2 separate regions of the Homo sapiens genome follow, and region 1 is linked to region 2. A link is a loop called in an ENCODE intact Hi-C map of the cell type or tissue named here. Cell type or tissue: chondrocyte. All regions are shown on one strand. Each heading gives the region's core, and the rest is flanking DNA. Links, peaks and the distances in the headings are about the cores only.

Region 1 (8,000 bases), core at 1-8,000, 47 kb after region 2:
ATTGATGGAGTGGGGATGACAAATGCACATTTCAGACTTTCATCACCAATGAAAAAATAAAGCATTTTCATAGACTTAAAACTGTCATTAGTGCATTCGGCTTTTGGAGAAGGGATGAAAATGTAAAATACTTCTACAACAATAAAATGTTAATAGAAATCGTCATGTGCTGAGGTCATTTTAGTGAGCTACCATTGTTTGTTTAAATACAAGAAAAGTAATTTCTTGGTCCAAATTAGTGAAATCTTTAAAAAGATTGCCTTTAAAGAACATTATTTGAGGACAATGTTTTTTCAGACACATTCTGATGATATTCAAATTCACTTCATAACAATCACAGATTAACCTTTAATTACACCTTTCTTAAAAAGCTGTCAGATTTCCATTTCTTCGGGAGACATTTTCACCAGTGTGTTGTTCGATTCCACAGGTTAAGCTTTCTTCATTATTATTAAGAACTTCATACATATTAGAGAGATTGCCATTCATTGCTTTCTCGTCTTTTCGAAAAGACACAGGCAGACTTGCTAGACTAAAGCTGACGTCTTTAAAGGCATGCAACAAGAATATCCCCACAATGATTGTAAAGAAGCCACTCAAAGTACCAATGACATCGTCAACAGGCATATCTTGCCACTCCTTAAAAAGAATAGCTGAACAAGTTAAAACTGATGTTGTAAAGAATACATAATATATTGGAGTCACAATGGAAGTGTTGAATATATCCAGGGCCCTATTTAGGTAATTAATCTGTGTGCTCACACAGACGATGAGGCTCAGCAGCAGAATCCAAGCCAGGGGATGCCGCAGCACAGGCTTCCCTGCAAACAGCTCCTTGATAGCAATGCCCAGGCCCTTCACACAGGAGACTGAAAACGCGCCGATTACAGAGCAGATTGTTATGTACACAAGAATGTTTGTCTGTCCATGGCGAGGACCCACCACGAAGATTAATATCAAGGCCACAATGACCACAAGGGTTGCAAAGACCACAAAACCTGGAGGAGGCAAAGAAAAGTTACATGAGTCAAATGGTTGGTTGTTCTTAAACACAGAATGCAAAACAAAATATAATAAACTTGATAGGGAGAAAAGGTATGGCCTGGAAATAAAAATCAGCTTTATTTTGCAGCCCAAGCAGAAATGCAACCACAAAAATTTACTTAGATGGACACACTGGAAGATTAATGCGAGCTTCATATTCACAAATTGTTATACCCCTAACATTTTTGCAGCAGCACTTTATGCCGACTTAAGTGCTCTAGCTCACCAGGCAAGAGGGACAGTGGGAACAGAACAGACACAGAAACTAGGGAGGAGAAACCATGAGGTGGCCTTGAATGTTCAACAATTTATAGATGCTAAAAAAAACAAAAAACACAAAAACAAGAGTTCTTCATCAAGTTTTCCCTAAAAGGGGAAACTTTTAAAATTTGTGGACAACTGCTGGAGTAACGAGCAAGTCAACTGGAGAACTTGAAAGATACTACTGGGGTTCTGGTTGAATACGGAGAATTAAATCCAGCATGATAATAGCCAACAACTGTGTAGCACTGTGGGCCAGGCATTTTTCTCAGCAATTCGCACTCAACTACCCTGTTATCACGGATACTACCACCTGCATTTTCGGATGAGGAAACTGAGGCCCAGATAAGTCACATGAATTTACTCTTCCTTCCTCAAATTCCACTAATAAAATACACAGTAATAGGATTTTTTTTTTTTGAGACAGAGTCTTGCTCTGTCGCCCAGGCTGGAGTGCAGTGGTGCGATCTCGGCTCACTGCAAGCTCCGCCTCCCGGGTTCACGCCATTCTCCTGCCTCAGCCTCCTGAGTAGCTGGGACTACAGGTGCCCGCCAACACGCCCAGCTAATTTTTTGTATTCTTAGTAGAGACGGGGTTTCACCATGTTAGTCAGGATGGTCTCCATCTCCTGACCTCGTGATCCACCCGCTCTGGCCTCCCAAAGTGCTGGGATTACAGGCGTGAGCCACCGCACCCAGCAGTAATAGATTATTAAAGACACAAATACACAAAATTAAGAACAAGAAGCCAGGTGTGGTGGCTCACGCCTGTAATCCCAGCACTGGGAGGCCGAGGATGGCAGATCACCTGAGGTCAGGAGTTCGAGACCAGCCTAGCCAACATGGTGAAACCTCATCTCTTCTAAAAATACAAAAATTAGCCAGGCGTGGTGGCAGACACCTGTAATGCCAGCTACTTGGGAGGCTGAAACAGGAGAATCGCTTGAATCTGGGAGGTGGAGGTTGCAATGAGCTGAGATCATGCCACTGCACTCCAGCCTGGGCAATAGAGTGAGACTGTCTCAAGAAAAAAGAGAGGACCGAAGATAACAATCCTTCGTAAGTCAGAAAGCAAAGGCTAACTAATAACTGGTACAGAGATCCAAGAAAGCGGAATCCTACACATCCGCTGTGATAAAAGATGAAAAAGCAATTTAGTTTGTGGCACAGAATGCTCAAAAGATACAAAGTGCCTCTGAAGTGGAGTAAAGGCAAGATTGAAAGTGAGGCCTGGCTGAAAAGTCCATTCAAGAAACAAGGAGACTCCTGCCCAGTTCTGGGAGACTGTCCCTCCCGTGCCACAGAGTTCCAGGAAGCTGAGGTCAACCATGCCTCCAGGCATTAATCCTTCCCCCCAGTCAATTCCCAGGATGCCCACAGCCAGCCATGAAACTGGAAGCTTTTTTTGCTGGGGATCTGACCAGCCCAACTTTTACATAACAGAGGACAGCAGGCCGGGCGTGGTGGCTCACGCCTGTAATCCCAGCACTTTGGGCGGCCGAGGTGGGCGGATCATGAGGTCAGAAGATCGAGACCATCCTGGCTAACATGGTGAAACCCCGTCTCTACTAAAAATACAAAAAATTAGCCAGGCCTGGTGGTGGGTGCCTGTAGTCCCAGCTACTCGGGAGGCTGAGGCAGGAGAATGGCGTGAACCCGGGAGGGGAGCTTGCAGTGAGCCAAGATCACGCCACTGCACTCCAGCCTGGGCAACAGAGCAAGACTCTGTCTCAAAAAAATAAAAAGAAAGATAGCCAAAGACCACCAGGAGAGAAGCCAAAACAAACAGAAAAGTGCAAAGCCTCTTTCTCCCATGTAGACAGAGGAAAACTTCAAAATAAACAACTGTCCCTCAAAAAACAAAAAAATTACTAATATCCTCAGAAAAGCAAGAAAAACTATTATTAATATCCTCAGAGACACAATGAAACAGACTGACCTGGCACCCCAAATACCTACAAACGATGGATCTACAACAACAAAAAACCCCAAACAAATAAAAAAGAAACATTTATTTGAGGGCATCAAAGAGCCATCAAAGTAGCCAGGACTTAAAGGGCCAAAATCCAGAGAAAAGAGAAGAATCAGCCCAACACTCACCTCTGCCTTCTCCCTTGGGGCAACTACTAATGCAAGGGGTGAGATGGCATAAAGGCCAATCAACACCGGCCTAAGCTTAAGGGGACTAGGTAAAAACAAGTTGGAATTTGGGGCTGCCTAAGCAGCTGGAACTGAATGGAACAAGACCCAGAAAGGAGGGAACTATAGAGTAGTGAGCCCAAATTTCTGTGTGCATTTCCCCTTACGGTGTTTCTTGGCACACAAGCTGCACAGCCAAGGTCAGAGGAGCCAAATGGAAAGCCCGGCCAGGAGGCCACAGGACTAAGCAGGGATTTTAGTGTCTCAAGTTACTGAGGAGCAGATCCTGGAGCTCTCAGTTTCTCAGGTGGAGGGGCCCAAACCAACATCTGAAGCTATCAGTTGAGAGCCAAAGGGCTATGAATAAGAATAAAGGCAAACTGAGCCAGGTGTGGTGGCTCATGCCTGTAATCCCAGCCCTTTGGGAGGCCGAGGGAGGTGGATCACTTGAGCCCAGTAGGTTGAGACCAGCCCAGCCAACATGACAAAACCCTGTCTCTACCAAAAAAAGATACAAAAATTAGGCCAGGCACAGTGGCGCATGCCTGTCATCGCAACTACTTGGGAGGCTAAAGCAGGAGAATCACTTGAACCCAGGAGGCAGAGGGAGCAATGAGCCGAGACTGCACCACTGTGCTCCAGCCTGGGTGACGGCGAGACTCCATCTCAAAAAAAAAAAAACAAAGAAAATACAAAAATTAGCCAGATGTGGTGGCACACACCTGTAGTCCCAGCTACACAGGAGGCTGAGGTGGGAGGATCGCTTGAGCCCGAGAGGCAGAGGATGCAGTGAGCCATGATCACACCACTGCACTCCAGCCTGGGCAACAGAGTGAGATACTGTCTCCAAAAAAAAAAAAAAAAAAAAGAATAAAGGCAAACTGAAAGAAACTAGGCCCAACAAAGCTTAAAACAATACCTTCAGGGTGAAGGTGAGCTACTGTATTCTTTTCTGCCTACCAGAAGAAATTTACATTCTCTCTGAAGGAAGAAAAAACATCACTTAAAACCTCTACACCTTCTAATATCCTACATCCAGCATTCAATTAAAAAATGCCTAAAAGCCAAAAGAGAAACACCACCACAGGAGGCCCACAAAGAATTCTAAAACTAAAGTTAGCAGACAAAGACTTTAAAATAACTAGGAATCAAAGAACAGAGGCAAGAAACTCTTAGAAATTAACAATATAACCGCAGAAATAAAAACTCAGAAGGGCTGGAAGAAAAAACAGAAAATCTCCCCAAAGGCAGAGCAAAAAGACAAAATGGTAAAATGAGGGAAAGAAAAGATAAGAAAATTAATGATCTAGGTCAGGAACTGCAATAAACAGATGAATAAGAATCTCACAAAGAGCAAACAAGAATATCAAAGGAGTATTCAATTCAGTTCCCAAGAGTCAGACATAAATTTTCAGATCAGGCCAGGCACAGTAGCTCACACCTGTAATCCCAGCACTTTGGGAGGCCGAGGCAGGTGGATCACCTGAGGTCAGGAATTCGAGACCAGCCTGGCCAACCTGGTGAAACCCTGTCTCTACTAAAAATACAAAAATTAGCTGGGCGTGGTGGTGGGCGCCTGTAATCCCAGCTACTTGGGAGGCTGAGGCAGGAGAATAACTTGAACCCAAGAGGCGGAGGATGCAGTGAGCCGAGATCACGCCATTGCACTCCAGCCTGAGCAAGAAGAACAAAACTCTGTCTCAAAAAAAAAAAAAAAGAGAGACCCATCAGGCGAGGCATGGTGGCTCACACCTGTAATCCCAACACTTTGGGAGGCAAGGTGGGTGGATCACTTGTGATCAGGAGTTCGACACCAACCTGGCCAACATGGTAAAACCTTGTTTCTACCAAACAAACAAAAAAAATTAGCCAGGCATGGTGGCACACGCCTGCAGTCCCAGCTACTTGGAAGGCTGAGATGGGAGAATCGCTTGGGCTGGGGAGGAGGAGGTTGCAGTGAGCTGAGATCACATCACTGCATTCCAGCCTGGGCAACACGGCCCTGTCTCAAAATAAAATGAACCATCAGGCACCCAGCACAATGGACAAAAATGGACCCATCTCTAGGCATGTCAGTGGGAAATTTCAGACACTGTGGGGAAAGAGAACATCCTACATGCTTCCAAAAACAAAAAATTGGTCGCATATAAAAGATAAGGGATAAACTGTTCAATTTCTCAACAGCAACATCAGAAATGAGAAGACGGTGGTCACAATAGGTTAAAAACATTTTGAGATAAACAAGGTCTCAAAAAATCTCATCTCTTCATGCCCTTTCTTGTCTCCTCTAGAGTGACACCACCAAAATGAAGGCACAAACCCAGGATTCTGGAAATAAGGGATCCAAGAAAAAGCAAACTGAAGGGAATCCCCAGGATGCTGCTGAAGAGAAATGCAGATAACAGCTGTGCTGGCAGCCTGGAGACACCCGCCTAGATTGAGGCCACACAGAAGGCACTGAGAGAAATTTCCAAAAGAGATGAAACAAAGAATACCTCTTTGTTTGAAATTACTGAGAGTAGAATTAGTCAACTGGGGAAGAGTTTCATGATACATTGATCGATTCATAAAAAACTACACAAACAAGATAATTATTACTTCTGGAAAAACAAATTATACAGGGAAGGAACAACAACCATAATAAAGACTAAGATGACAATAAAAGTTATGTATCAATGATAATGTAAACAATCTCAAGAAAACTATATAGGTACAGTAAATAAAAGGTAAAACAGATAATGCCTAAAGCTAAGGAAGTAAGTAGTAGCAATATACGCACACTACTTACAAACACAGAGTTAAAGAACAGTAGAAACACAGGCTTGGGATTGATAGGAGGGAGCAGGGAACATGACGACAATTTGTTCTTCTACCAGGTGGAACAATTTCTTTCCTTATGTGCTCATCAAATTTCGATTAAAGTAAAAACTAAGTTAAAAAGTAAAATACAGTAAGACTAATAAGACTTTTTTCTTACCTGGATCACCTAGCTTGTGAGACATTTCATTTAAAGTCTCAATCTCCTCTTCCTTTGGAGCATGAATGACCATAACTGTAGATCCTAGAATACTTAGCAAACACCCAATTTTCCCATGAAGATTAAGTCTTTCATTGAGAAAGTATGAAGAAAGAATGGCACTAAAATGGGGAGGAAAAAAAATTGAGAACTTTAATCAGCTACTTTCCTTTTTCAAATATCAATAAAACTCGTAATTTAAATCACTGAAATCAAACTAAAACACTGTGAACTTATGAAGATTCTGGCTTTCGCCAAGGAAAAAAAGTATACATTTCATCATAAAATGTAAACATTTCTAGGGAATCATCTGCTTCATCATACACTACACCTGTATACTTACCATCTTTCCACTGCAAGAAGTCAGTATGAAATTTATAATAAAGAACAAATTTGTATACATTTATATCCTAATTAAGAACCTATATCCAGGCCAGGCAGAGTGCCTCACGCCTGTAATCCCAGCACTTTGGGAGGCCAAGGTGCGCGGGTCACCTCAGGTCAGGAGTTCAAGCCCAGCCTGGCCAACATGGTGAAACCCCATCTCTACTAAAAATACAAAAATCAGTCAGGCATGGTGGCGGGCATCCTGTAATCCCAGCTACTCGGGAGGCTGGGGCAGGACCTAGAAGGCAGAGGTTGCAGCGAGCTGACATCGCGCCACTGCACTCCAGCCTGGGTGACACAGTGAAACTCCATCTCCAAAGGAAAAAAAAAAAAAAAAGAATCTCTATCCAAACCACCAGTGCTTAAAATTTACTCAACTTATTCCTATTGGTTGATGCATGCACCCCTCTTATGTTGTTAATTGTATATAATTTGCCTATTACATTATCAGGTTTTAATAACTTGTAGCTAGTTTTATCTAGACCTAAAAAGAAAATACAGCATAAACCAATAAATACAGTAACAAAATACTACAAAGAAAATTAAGGGTAAAGGGCAATGACTTATACCATAACCCTGTTTTACATATAGTTTTTTGGGGAAAAAAAAACAGATAAAAATCAGTCAATCTACTTTGGGAATAGTAACCAAGATCCAGACATCAATATGGGCTTAGTTGTTTGGGCTAATCATTACAAAGCAGAAATGGGACAAATCTCAGATCACTCATTCAAAACAAGCACTCCAGGCCAGGCATGCAAATCTACTCATTGGCCGGGCACAGTGGCTCACGCCTGTAATCCCAACACTTTGGGAGGCCAAGGCGGGTGGATCACGAGGTCAGGACATCGAGACCATCCTGGCTAACATGGTGAAACCACATCTCTACTAAAAATACAAAACATTAGCCAGGTGTGGTGGCGGGTGCCTGTAGTCCCAGCTACTCGGGAGGCTGTGGCAGGAGAATGGTGTGAACCCGGGAGGTGGAGCTTGCAGGGAGCCGAGATCGTGCCACTGCACTCCAGCGTGGGCGACAGAGCAAGACTCCGCCTCAAAAAAAAAAAAAAAAAAAAGAAAAAGAAATCTACTCATTACCAACCAGACCCTACCAAAGTGCACATGCACTGAATGATAAATACTGGGATGAGTGTAA
Region 2 (12,833 bases), core at 2,783-10,782:
GTGGGAAACTGTGAGGTGCTGCTTGCGTGTGTCATGGTCCTAAGCTGCCCACTGTCCTCTCTCCTGGTGTGTTCAGGCCTCCCCGAGGTGCTTCTCACGACTTTCACACCCGGTTTAATCCACACCGCTGCGTCTGTCCTCCGTCCTGGGGCTGGTCTTCTCCCTCATCTCTGCCGGAGGCTTTTAATCTCTTCTGCCACTCTTCTGGAAAGTCACCAGCAATGCACGCTGCTGGCTCTGCAGGAGGGTCAGGGGGACGGCCCTCGGCCTGTGCGTGGTGCCAGCCACCCTCCCTGCCTCCCTCTGCGTGCGTCCCGTGTCCCTGCCTGGGGTGTGTGTGTCGAGTGACTAACGTCTCTCTCCTGCCTCTCCCTCCTGTCTGTCCGTGTCTAGCTCTACCTGGTGCGCACCATGGCCGAGTCCTTGGGCTCTGCCGAGCTGCTCAGGCAGCTCAAGTCTCTGGGCATGGAGAGGCTCTTGCATGCGGTTAACACGTTTCTGAGGCAGTCGTGCACCTACCTACCCCTTTTAACCTTTGGTGGTAAGACATCATTTGTTTCTCTTGACGTTTATGGCACGGAGGCGAACTGCTCCGCTACAAGTTGTTCTTTCCCCAAAGCAGCAGCAACGTGGCCGCGTAGACAGGCACCCGGACCCCTCGGGGAGCTGGTGCGGGGCCCTCCCGACCAGGGCGTAGCGGAGCAGTCCTTCTCTCATGGGCTTTTTGAGTTTGGCATAACTAATGTACCATGTATATTTTCTCCCCCACAAATGTTTCCTTGGATAATCCAGCTTTACATGGTGAGAACCATGCTAGAGTCCCTCATTGCAGACAAAAGTGGTTCCAAGAAAACCTTGAGAAGTAGCCTTGAGGGGCCCACCATATTGGACATAGAAAAATTTCATCGAGAGTCATTCTTCTACACTCACTTGATAAATTTCAGTGGTAAGAGATACTGCTGAGCAGCATCCGGCCTGGCATGTCCTAACACCACTAACACCGTCTAGAATGCTTCCGCCCGCCTGACCACCCCCTACCCCGTCCCTTGGTGCACCCAGACGGTGACTCGTCCTGCCCTCTGTGGCGGTGGCTGTACGTCCCTGGCCTGAGCTCGCTCCACAGGGCGTGGTCCCTACAAGGGTATAAACTGAGGAGCCCGGGCTGGCCCTGAGACATGAACAGAAAATCTTTTCAACCCATGCGGGGTTGGAAACAGGCGAATGTAATCTGGTGCCTGAGTTGAGACACAGGCATTGATAAATACTAGAAATGGCCCTTGCAGACCATGACGTGGGGGGAAGGTGGCGGGTGCCCTGTGCCAGGCAAGCCCATCCTGGGTGACACCCGGCCACCTTGACCGGCCACCGGTGGGTGCGCTCTCTGCCCTCCGTGTGTCTGTCCCGTGTTCTCATCAAGTCCTCCGTTGTCCACCTCTTGCTCAGAACAGGATCCCTGCTGTCTTGGCTGGGGTGCTGCGAGGTATTGGAGGAAATAGTACCACTTTTGCTGTTAACTCCATGAAAGGATGGAGTTCGAGTGTGGGCTCTTTTAATCTGTCTCATTTTTGCGTTAGACAGACCTCCCTGAGTGTGCCTCTAATGCTGCAGCCTGGACATTGGTTTTTATCCTAAGTGAAAGTGAAGAAGTCCTGTTTTTTTGTTTTGTTTTTTGTTGAGACGAAGTCTTGCTCTGTCACCCAGGCTAGAGTACAGTGGGGCGATCTCAGCTCACTGCAAGCTCCGCCTCCCAGGTTCAAGAGATTCTCCTCCCTCAGCCTCCCAAGTAGCTGGGATTATAGGTGCTCACCACTGCGCCTGGCTAATTTTTGTATTTTTAGTAGAGATGGGGTTTTACCATGTTGGCCAGGCTGGTCTCAAACTCCTGACCTTGTGATCCACCCGCCTCGGCCTCCCAAAGTGCTAGGATTACAGGCGTGAGCCACTGTGCCCAGCCAGAAGTCCTGTTTTTATGTCTCCTTTTGAGAAGAACATTTTTAGGTAAGACACAGTGGCTCATACCTGTTAATCCTAACACTTTGGGAAGCCAAGGCAGGAGAATCACTTGAATTCGGGAGTTTGAGACCAGCCTGGGCAACATGGCGAGACCCCCATCTCTATAAAAAATACAAAATCAGTTGGTGGCACGTGCCTGTGTTCTCAGCTACTTGGGAGGCTGAGGCAGGAGGATCGCTTGAGCCCAGGAGTTGAAGGCTGCAGTAAGCTATGATCGCGCCACTCACCTCCAGCCTGGGTGACAGAGTGAGATAGACTCTGTCTCAAAAAAAAAAAAAAGACACTTTCCCCCTGGATCCCACTGAAGGGCTCACAGGGTTGATGAGGTGGCTTTACCTGCAGCTATGCCCAGCTGGTCCTGTCCCTAGTGCAAGGCCCCGGTGACCCCTCCCCACTCATGTCCATGCTGCATGGCTTGGGGCTGAGCGAGGAGGAGCAGGCACCCAGCACACAGCCCTTGTGTCATCTCTGCTAAAGGTTTTTTTTTGCTTGCGGGAGATAACATGGAGTTGTTTGAACCCTCCCAGAAACGCTGCAGCAGTGCTGTGACCTTTCGCAGCTGTGGTTCCGAGAGTTCTTCCTGGAGCTGACCATGGGCAGGAGGATCCAGTTCCCCATTGAGATGTCGATGCCCTGGATCCTGACGGACCACATCCTGGAGACCAAGGAGGCATCGATGATGGAGTGCGTGTCCTGCGGGCCTGTCTCCAGCCTTTGTGTGTGGTGACCGGGGGTCCTCAGAGGAGGTGGCGGAGAGGCCGGGACTGTTTTTAGTATTGTATTTGAAATCAAGTTTCTGGGCCTGGGCAAAATAGCAAGACCCCAGTCTCTACAAAAATGAGAAAACTTAGCCTGGTGTGGTGGCTGATGCGGGAGGATTGCTTTACCACAGAAATTTGTGGCTGCATTGAGCTATGGATTGCACCACTGCATTCCAGCCTGGCCACGTAGCAAGACCCTGTCTCCAAATAAAAAAAAAAAAAAGAGAAATCATGTTTCCTGGGGTAAAGCTTTAGAGATTAATACAAGTAACTAACCAGTTTCTTGGTGTCAGACTGGAATTGAGAGCTCAGGCACTAGAACCAGTCACGTTCCTACTTTGCATGGGTGCTGGCTGGGACCCGGGGACTCAGCCTGGACCAGGGAGATGGATGAACCTGGACCTTCCCCAGGCCTTCGTAGTGCAGGCCCTGTGAGGTGGCCATGCCCGTGAGCTGCCTTGCGGGAGCCCTGTGGCCTGGCCTTTTGTGTGACACAGCCTCTGACCCAGATGAAGTGGGGAAAGGAAGTATTGATTGAACAGCTTTGTTCTGGGGATCAGGACTGTGGACCTAGATGGAAGGGCAGTCTTTCAAAATATAAAGTTCATGGAAGGGAAAGTGTTTGGAAAAGGGTGTGTCTCATGGTGAGCGACTGGGGAGCCGCCCAGCCGGTCTGTCTTCTGAGCACCGTGAGTGGGAAGCCCCTGAGTTCCTTGTGCGTCAGTCCTCACACATCCCTTGTGGTGCCCAGGAGATGGTAAGGGCAGTCACCTTCCACTCTCTGTGGCTGTGGCATGGCCATGCCATTTGTGTGGGCAGAGCCTCTGATGGCTCGTTGCACAGCATTGGGGTGGCGTGAGGAGCTGGAACCAGCTTGGAGGCCTCCTTCAGGCATGGGCCTCCTTGCCCCTGGCCATGGCCTTTGTCCAGATATGAGGTAGTGGGAGACGGGCCTTCAACCATGGGCCATGCTGGACATGCTCCTGGTGAGCTGTGGGATCCAGGACCTTCACCTTTGTTCTTTTTTTTTTTTTTTTTTTTTTAATGCTGTCTATGTACTTCCGTTGGTGTAATTTTTTCTTTTTTTTCTTTCTTTCTTTTTTTTTTTTTTTTTTTTTTTTGAGACAGAGCCTTGCTCTGTTACCCAGGCTGGAGTGCAGTGGCACAATCTCAGCTCATTGCAACCTATGCCTCCCGGGTTCAAGCAATTCTCCGGCCTCAGCATCCCAAGTAGCTGGGACTACAGGCACCCACCACCACGCCCGGCTAATTTTTGTATTTTTAGTAGAGATGAGTTTCATCATGTTAGCCAGGCTGGTCTCGAACTCCTGACCTCAAGTGATCCGCCCACCTCGGCCTCCCAAAGTGCTGGGATTACAGGCATGAGTCACCGCGCCCAGTCCACCTTTGTTCTTTTCCAGTCAGTTCATTCTTTTTTTTTTTCCCCCCAACAGAGACAAGGTCTTGCTCTATTGCCCAGGCTGGAGTGCAGTGGTGCAAAGACAGCTCACTGCAGCTTCAACCTCCCAGGCTCAGGTGATCCTCCTGCCTCAGCCTCCTGAGTAGCTGGGACTACAGGCATGCGCCACCACACCTGGCTAATTGTTTTGTGTTTCATGGAGACGGGGTCTTGCTATGTTGTCCAACCTGGTCTCAAACTCCTGGCCTCATGTTATCTTCCTGCCTCATCCACCTAAAGTGCTGGAGTTCATTCTCTATCATTTTTTTTGGACAGGGTCTCACTCTGTCACACAGGCTAGAGTGTAGTGGCACGATCTCAGCTCACTGCAGCCTCAACCTCTCAGGCTCAAGTGATCCTTCTACCTCAGCCTCCCAAGTAGCTGGGACTCAGGCGTGCGCCACCACGCCCAGATAGTTTTTTGTAGTTTTGTTAGAGACAGTATTGCCGTATTGCCCAGGCTGGTCTTGAACTCCTCACCTCAATCAAGTGATCTGCCCACCTCAGCCCCACAAAGTGCTGGGATTACAGGCATGAACCACCAAGCCTGGTCCTTGGAGTTCATTCTGGAAATAAGAAAATAATTTTCTTTTGTTAAAAATCCTATGTACTTGTAGTGAAATATTTTAAAGTCTGCTAAGTGAGAAGATGCAGGCAGGTGGAGGCCCTTGTCCGTGTGTGGCCTTCAGTGAGCGTCTGCTGTCCCCAAGCATCCTCGCAGCCTGGTGGGTGTGGCGGCCGCCTCAGGCGCAGCCACCACGTGCTTTCACAGGAGGACTGGTGTTTGAAGTGAAAGTTGTTTTTCCTTACGTGAGAGGTGGAAAATGGAGTTGAGTTTCTGAGGTGGGGCGAGGCTGTCGGAGCTGCGAGTGAGTGGCAGAGGCTGCTGGTCACACTGCTGCTGTCCTCTGCAGGTACGTGCTCTACTCCCTGGACCTGTACAATGACAGCGCCCACTACGCGCTCACCAGGTTCAACAAGCAGTTCCTGTACGACGAAATTGAGGCCGAGGTGAGGCCCCTGCAGCTCCATTTCTGTTCATTTCCTTCAATTAAATCTCCTTTCTCTTTTTGTTTTCTCCCAAGTATTCAACTTTCTTTAAAATATAAGACAGTATAAACCACGAAGCAAGCATGTGGGAGCAAGCCCTTCCTCTGTGGATATGCTTCCACGATGAGTGCAGGATGCGCTTTTTCACTTGACCGTGTGTCACTGCGGTGTCTGTGTCCTCATCTATTTTTGGTTATGAGCATGATCTTTGATGTTCAACTGAAGCAACTCCTGTTTTATTTCTCTATTTTTTTGGTTTTGGATTTTATAAATAGCACTCTGCTGCACTCCCTGGCATGTTTTTTATTTGCATCGCATGACTTCTATAGGACAAATTCCCACAGGTGGAATTCTCAGGTTAGTGTATGCACATTTAAGGAGATGAACCTTATTCTACACATCATCTCCTCTGCCTTCTCACAAAGACCACCTGAAAATGGTGCTTCAGGGAGATGTCACAGGTCCCCGGCCCTGCAGGATGGGAGGAGGGCAGAGACGCCCTTCTTGGCCCTGTCTGCTGGGCAGATGGGTCCTGGGTCCCACTTGCCACGAAGCACAGGTATTCTCCTCACAGTTCCAGGAGATAGTGCGAATCCCATCTGCAAGTAAGGGTCTTTTGAGGGTACCTCCTGACCAATCTCACACCCAGAACAGCCGCTTTGCTCCAGGGAAGGCCCTCGGTGGTGCCTCCTGGAGTGCACAGTAGGCGGAGCTGCCCCAGGGCAGGAACCCACCTGCAATGCACAGTAGCTCCTCGTGGTCACTGCACACAGTGAAGAGAGCCTTGTTGATTCTCTCTTGCATTTCAGAGAATAGGAATATTTTTCTCCCTCAGTAAGATTGGTTCTAGCCTAGTTTTCTGTGGCAGTGTGGTAGTCACTCCTGGCCACACTGCAGTTTATTTAGTGTGCTGTTGTTGGACAGTAAGATTATTGCTAGTTTCTTTAGTTTATTTTTCTTTTTTGAGGTGGAGTCTTGCTCTGTCGCCGAGGCTGGAGTGCAGTGGTGTGAGTTCAAGCGATTCTTGTGCTTAGCCTCCCGAGTAGCCAGGACCACGGGCACGTGCCACCACACCAGGCTAATGGTGGTGGGCACCTATAATCCCAGCTACTCAGGAGGCTGAGGCAGGAGAATCACTTGAGGCAGAGATTGCAGTGAGCCAAGATCGCACTACTGCGCTCCAGCCTGGGCAACAGAGCAAGACTCCGTCTCAAAAAAATAAAAGAGCCTCAGTTAGTTGCCTTAACGAAACATTTTGTTTTTCACCTTGTTATTTGATCTTGCTTTAGGGAATCAAACTGTAACGTGTGCTTTCTTTTTCTTCAGGTGAATCTATGTTTTGACCAATTTGTTTACAAGCTAGCAGACCAGATATTTGCCTATTATAAGGTTATGGCAGGAAGGTGAGTATCTGGTGTGTGATTTTGATACAAAACGTTTCATAATTTGATCTGACATTCCCATTACAATTTATGGCGTATGAAAAACTTTCTGTCTTCCTTCTACACTAGTTTGCTTCTTGATAAACGGTTACGATCAGAATGCAAGAATCAGGGAGCCACGATCCACCTCCCGCCGTCTAACCGCTACGAGACGCTGCTGAAGCAGAGGCATGTGCAGGTGAGCTGGGGCCGGGCTGTGGTGGGGACGTAGAGTGTGCATTGAAAAGACTGGGTTTTCGGCTGGGTGCGGTGGCTCACGCCTGTAATCCCAACACTGGGAGGCCAAGGTGGGCGGATCACCTGAGGTTAGGAGTTCAAGACCAGCCTGGCCAACATAGCAAAACCCCATCTCTACTAAAAATACAAAAATTAGCTGGGCGTGCTGGTGGGTTCCTGTAGTCCCAGCCGCTCTGGGATGCTGAGGCAAGAGAATCGCCTGAACCTGGGAAGTGGAGCTTGCAGTGAGCTGAGATTGCACCACTGCACTCCAGCCTGGGTGACAGAGTGAGCAAGACTCCGTCTCAAAAAAAAGAAAAAAAAAATGATTGAGATTTCTTATAGCTAGCTAGGTTTAGATATCAGCATGCCTTGTGACTGTGAACGTCCTTATAAATTGTTAGGCATTGAAAGACACACCGTTTCTATTGGGTCACCTCACACACAGGGAACACCTGCAGCATTCTGTATCTGCCCTGCGGCTCCTGGGGGCAGGCATAGCCCGGAGGGGTCAGCCCTTCTCCAGGAGCCCAAAAGCCAGAGCTTAAAAAGAATGAAGGTGAGAAGCACTCATCAGCTCAGAGTATCAGAGAAAACTTTCTCCTGGCCAGCAGGAAGAATTTAAAGATATACAGTGCTTATTTTTTACAGCTTTTAAAAAAAGATTCACATTGCATGCCTGTATTAAAACATCTCATGTACCCCATAAATATGTACACTTACTGCGTACCCACAAACATTAAAAAAAGAAAAAAAATTAAAAATTAAAAGTGATGTTACATTACACACACAAAACTAGTTAGTAAAATATGGAAAACTAAAAAAAATTGCATTTAATTCTACTCTCTATACACGAATAATCATCATGCACATTTTTGGACATTTTCACCAGGGCTTTGTCATATTTTTATGTAGTTAGAACAACACTGAAGTATGGATATGTTCCTAGTAGGCCAAAATAGAGATGGAGTAATTTTATTTATCGTCATAACACCTGTAAAAAGACACACACAGGCTGCCATGTATGTGGGGAGATGGGTCTTGAACGTGGTTGTAAAGGGTGTCGTTATTGACAGACCAGCTTCTCCAGGGTCTCTGGTGAGGCGTTTGTTGTTTTCGAGCTGCTCATGTCCACTCTTTACCTGCCATCCTTCCCTGTGTACGCCAGCTCCTCGGCAGATCAATAGACCTCAATCGTCTGATCACCCAGCGCGTCTCAGCAGCCATGTATAAGTCCCTAGAACTGGCGATTGGACGATTTGAAAGTGAAGATTTGACCTCCATAGTTGTAAGTAATTTCACTTTGCCCTATTGATAAATTGGACTAAGGGTAGGTCCAGTTCTTGTATAGATGATAAAAGAGATGCACTCATCGGGCGTGGCCTATACCAAGCCTCTTGTATAGATAATAAAAGAGATGCACTCACTGGGCGTGGCCTATACCAAGCCTCTTGTATAGATAATAAAAGAGATGCACTCATCGGGCGTGGCCTATACCAAGCCTACACTCAGTGTTCACAATGCTAAATTGACTTAACAAACACATAACCCCAATCTTGAAAAAATCGCCAACTATGGCAAAAGGTAGCACACCACTTAATAACGTGTTTACATTTTAGTATGAACGAGCTAGGAGATAAAAATGTTTAACTTTGGCTGGCACGGTGGCTCATGCCTGTAATCCCAGCACTTTGGGAGGCCTGCGGGGGTGGATCATTTGAGGTCAGGAGTTTGAGACCAGCCTGGCCAACATAGTGAAACCCCATCTCCACTAAAACTACAAAAATTAGGCGGGCGTGGTGGCAGGCACCTGTAGTCCGAGCTACTCCGGAAGCTGAGGCAGGAGAATCGCTTGAATCCAGGAGGCAGGGTTGCAGTGAGCCCAGATCGCGCCACTGCACTCCAGCCTGGGCGACAGAGCAAGACTCTGTCTCAAAAAAAAAAAAAAAAAAAAAAAAAAAAAGAAATATCTTCTTTAGGGACCAAGAGAGCCCACAAGGGTCTTCCTGCTAATTCTTCTACCCCTACATTTCGCTTGGCTGTCTGAATTCATCTCATCTCCAGGTAAGGTCTAATCCTTCTCCTGTTATCTGGACCTTCAGGTTTCCCAGTGAGGATGTGTGTTCGGGGCCAACGTTCCCCGCTCACCCTCTTTGGGCGCTCACCCATTTTTCGGCTGTCTCACGGAGCCTACAGAGGCAAGCCGCTTCCTTCAGAGGGTCTTTGGATTCTCTGCTTTCCTGGTATGTTCCTGTGGTATTTCTTGAAGCAAAAATTTGCAGTGTGAGTCTTCACACACTGCTGTGTTCGTCTGAATGGGAGCTGCCAGTTAGTCCTACCTTCTGTCTGCCATTTTTCCCTGTGTCTCTATCACAATTTGAACACAGGAAGAGGCAAGACTAAGGAACAGGAAAACAGAGGTTAAAAACATCTGAACTGGGGAACAGAGAAAAATAAAAATGAATGAGACAGAAAAGAGCATAAGAAATGTAGAAAACAGTGGAAAGACCTAACGTGTAACTGGAGTGTTAGAGGAGATGAGAGAGAGAGTGGTGTCACGGAAGACTTGTCTGAAGAGAAGATGGCAGAAAGACCTTAACGTGGACAGAAGACACCGGCCTGCCACTCAGGTGTGCCACCCAACTACACATGCTGGAGCCAGGGCCGGAGCCACAGGGGGACCTCAGTGAGCGGGCCCCCGAACCACAGCTCTGTGGATCACCTGACCACCCCCCAACTCTGACCCTCGGCCTGTGGTGCCTTTGAATCTTTAGGATTTAATCAGAGCTAGTAGGCAGTAAGCCTGAATGGGCTGGTTGTCTTCCCTTCTCCAGTGCGTGGTCATTGGTGCATGGCCACACGTCCGTTTCCACTGTGGGAGCAGGGGGAGGGTTTACAGTGTGCATTTTCTAACAAAATGCACAAGGTCCTTTCTCCCCTTCACCCAAGGAGCTCTGGGTCTGAGAACTGGTTGAGGAGCCATGAATTTCTTTTATGATGATTCAAGTTAGGCTGGTATTGGTCGGCCTAGGGCTTTTCCCTTTATCCAGATCAATGAGACTTCCGAAGGCCGATCGTTTGTGCCAGCCCTGGGGATACCACAGTCCTTTAGTCAACACTGGCACCCCTGTGCCAACGCTGGCACCCCTGTGAGTCAGGCAATTTGAGTACACATGAGTTGTGCTGCCCGCCACCTGGCACCATTGGAGTCAAGGAGCCCAGGCTGGTGGCCTACAGAGAATAATTTAGACAGAGCTCTTCAAAGATGCCTGAGATGAGAACAGGTTTCAGGGAGCTAAAACAGTAGGCCCTGCTGACTCTGGAATTGAATAAATCAAAATTCCCTCCTAAGACAAAGCTGCCCATGGGAGAAGCTGCTGGGAATAGCATGTAAGCTGGTAAGGGTTAGGATCATGGCGGAGGGGAGCATGAGAGGCAGGTCTCAGAAGGCTTGAGCCAGTGCTGTTACTCTTGGCCCTGACCAACCCCTCTTCCTCTTCAGAAGCATGAGAGAGCTTATTTCACTTCCAGTCGAGCCACAGGTAAAGATCATGGTCCAATCCCCTTTAGACGTATTACACTAAAAAAGAAAATGTAAGTGCACAGCAGTGTCCCTACAGACAGTGGAGGCACGTCAGACAGACACCCACGGACCATGGAAACTGTAACTTCATCTTTCACAGTGAGCTAAAAGAAATGAAGAAAGTAGTAGTTGCTGGCCGGGCGCTGTGGCTCACGGCTGTAATCCCAGCACTTTGGGAGGACGAGGCGGGCGGATCACGAGGTCAGGAGATCGAGACCATCCTGGCTAACATGGTGAAACCCCGTCTCTACTAAAAATACAAAAAATTAGCCAGGCTTGATGGCGGACGCCTGTAGTCCCAGCTACTCAGGAGGCTGAGGCAGGAGAATGGCGTGAACCCGGGAGGCGGAGGTTGCAGTGAGCCGAGATTGTGCCACTGCACTCCAGCCTGGGCAACAGAGCGAGACTCCGTCTCAAAAAAAAAAAAAAAAAAAAATAGTAGTTGCTGTGAAAGAATAATATAAATGAGAATTTTTAGAAATCCAGAAATAGGCTGGGCACGGTGGCTCACACCTGTAATCCCAGCACTTTTGGAGGCTGAGGTGGGTGGATTGCCTGAGGTCAGGAGTTCAAGACCAGGCTGGCCAACGTGGTGAAACCCCATCTCTACTAAAAATACAAAAAATTAGCCGGGCGTGGTGGCACATGCCTGTAATCTCAGCTACTTGGGAGGCTGGGGCAGGAGAATTGCTTGAACCCAGGAGGCAGAGGTTGCAGTGAGCCAAGATTGTACCATTGCACTCCAGCCTAGGCAACAGAGCAAGACTCTGTCTCAAAGAAAAAAAAAAATAAATCGAGAAATAAGGTTATTGGAAAAAAGAAAGTTTTGAAAAGAGAAAAGGCCGGGCACAGTGGCTCATGCCTGTAATCCCAGCACTTTGGGAGACTGAGGCAGGCAGATCACGAGGTCAGGAGATCAAGACCATCCTGGCTAACATGGTGAAACCCCGTCTCTACTAAAAATAAAAAAATTAGCCGGGTGTGGTGGCGGGCACCTGTAGTCCCAGCTTACTCGGGAGGCTGAGGCAGGAGAATGGCAGGAACCCGGGAGACAGAGGTTGCAGTGAGCCGAGATCGTTCCACTGTACTACAGCCTGGGTGACAGAGCGAGACTCCGTCTCAAAACAAAAACAAAAAAAAAAACAGAAATAAGAATGAAGGCTGGGCACTCGGTGGCTCGCTCCTATAATTCCAGCACTTTGGGAGGCCAAGGTGGATGGATCACGAGGTCAGGAGATCGAGACCATCCTGGCCACCATGGTAAACCCCGTCTCTACTAAAAAATACAATAAATTAACCAGGCATGGTGGCACACGCTTGTAGTCCCAGCTACTCGGGATGCTGAGGCAGGGGAATCGCTTGAACCCAGGAGTTTTTGAGGCTCTGTCTCAAAAAAAAAAAAAAGGAATGAAAAGAGGGAACATTTTTAAAATCAAAAAGAAATTAAAGCAGAAAAAGGATTTGAGAGGAAATGATGTTCTCAGATGATCATCATCATGGATGATGAAGATTCAGTGTACCTGTCATACAGCTTCCTCAAGAAGAAAACCAAAGCAACGGAACAGGGCCGACTGGCATCTATTTCAAGAAAATATTGATAAAATAGAAGACACCTTGAAAGTGTCTATTAAAAGCATACATCATGTATTTGGTAAAACCGACCCAAGCTTGTCAACACTTAGAAATACTGCATCTTAGGCTGGTTGAAGATTAGAAAAAATAATAATAATACATTTAAAAACGGTATTGCAGTGAAAGTTTTGGACTTTCCAGGTGAGGAAGAAGTCCTTGGGCTGTCTGAGCAGGGCAGGCAGGGAAGGAAAATCCGATTGTCCTCAGACCTTCACCAGAGCCAAGGAAAGGAACTGTGAATCGAGGGTTTGGTCGCCAGCCAAATTGATCTTCTGAGAATAAAGGCTGCAGACAGATGGTAATGAACGTGCCAGGGCTCCAGAGGATTGTTCATTCCTGGAGAACAGACCTTGGCTGGCAGACACTGGGCGCTGGCGGGCACAGTGCGTGTCCCTGTGAGCATCTCTGCACTTCAGAGCAGGGCCCTGCGTATTCATCCTTAGAGTCAAACAGGCTGGGACTCAGAGACAGACCTGTGGCGGCCTTTTTCTACGAGCGTAATTTGGTACAGGCCATGGTGTTTCTGTTGGCATTGGCCAAATATGATTTTGAGTAAAATCATTGGTCGAGGCTTTGATCGAGGCCATTACTGTCCAATAGAAATAGAACACAAGTCAGATCCGTAATTTGAAATTTTCCCATAGTCTCATTAGAAAAGGAAATAGGTGAAGTTATTT

The links. Hi-C counts contacts between places; a loop is a spot of excess contacts. Peaks named below come from ENCODE experiments on the same cell type or tissue, not always from the same donor. Only the 100,000 strongest peaks of a DNase experiment are listed, where the experiment ranks them.
Region 1: a loop joins it to region 2, with 4 times the contacts of the local background. A loop is called at or near these places in 9 of 110 quality-filtered maps.

The regions. Positions count from the first base shown.
Region 1 is chr15:22,859,211-22,867,210 of GRCh38, reverse strand. NIPA2 (NIPA magnesium transporter 2) reads right to left here. Exons shown (of 8, transcript NM_030922.7): 7 at 6,422-6,582; 8 at 1-998. The coding sequence ends at 364. CYFIP1 (cytoplasmic FMR1 interacting protein 1) reads left to right here. Exons shown (of 31, transcript NM_014608.6): 31 at 1-159. Among named protein-coding and RNA genes, the nearest start is that of NIPA2, 25 kb to the right of the region's middle. In chondrocyte, for the core only: no CTCF peak of the experiment used is centred there; no DNase peak of the experiment used is centred there.
Region 2 is chr15:22,904,590-22,917,422 of GRCh38, reverse strand. CYFIP1 (cytoplasmic FMR1 interacting protein 1) reads left to right here. Exons shown (of 31, transcript NM_014608.6): 16 at 793-946; 17 at 2,541-2,697; 18 at 5,148-5,244; 19 at 6,610-6,686; 20 at 6,795-6,903; 21 at 8,110-8,229. Among named protein-coding and RNA genes, the nearest start is that of CYFIP1, 69 kb to the left of the region's middle. In chondrocyte, for the core only: no CTCF peak of the experiment used is centred there; DNase peaks (open chromatin) are centred at 5,052, 6,922 and 9,672.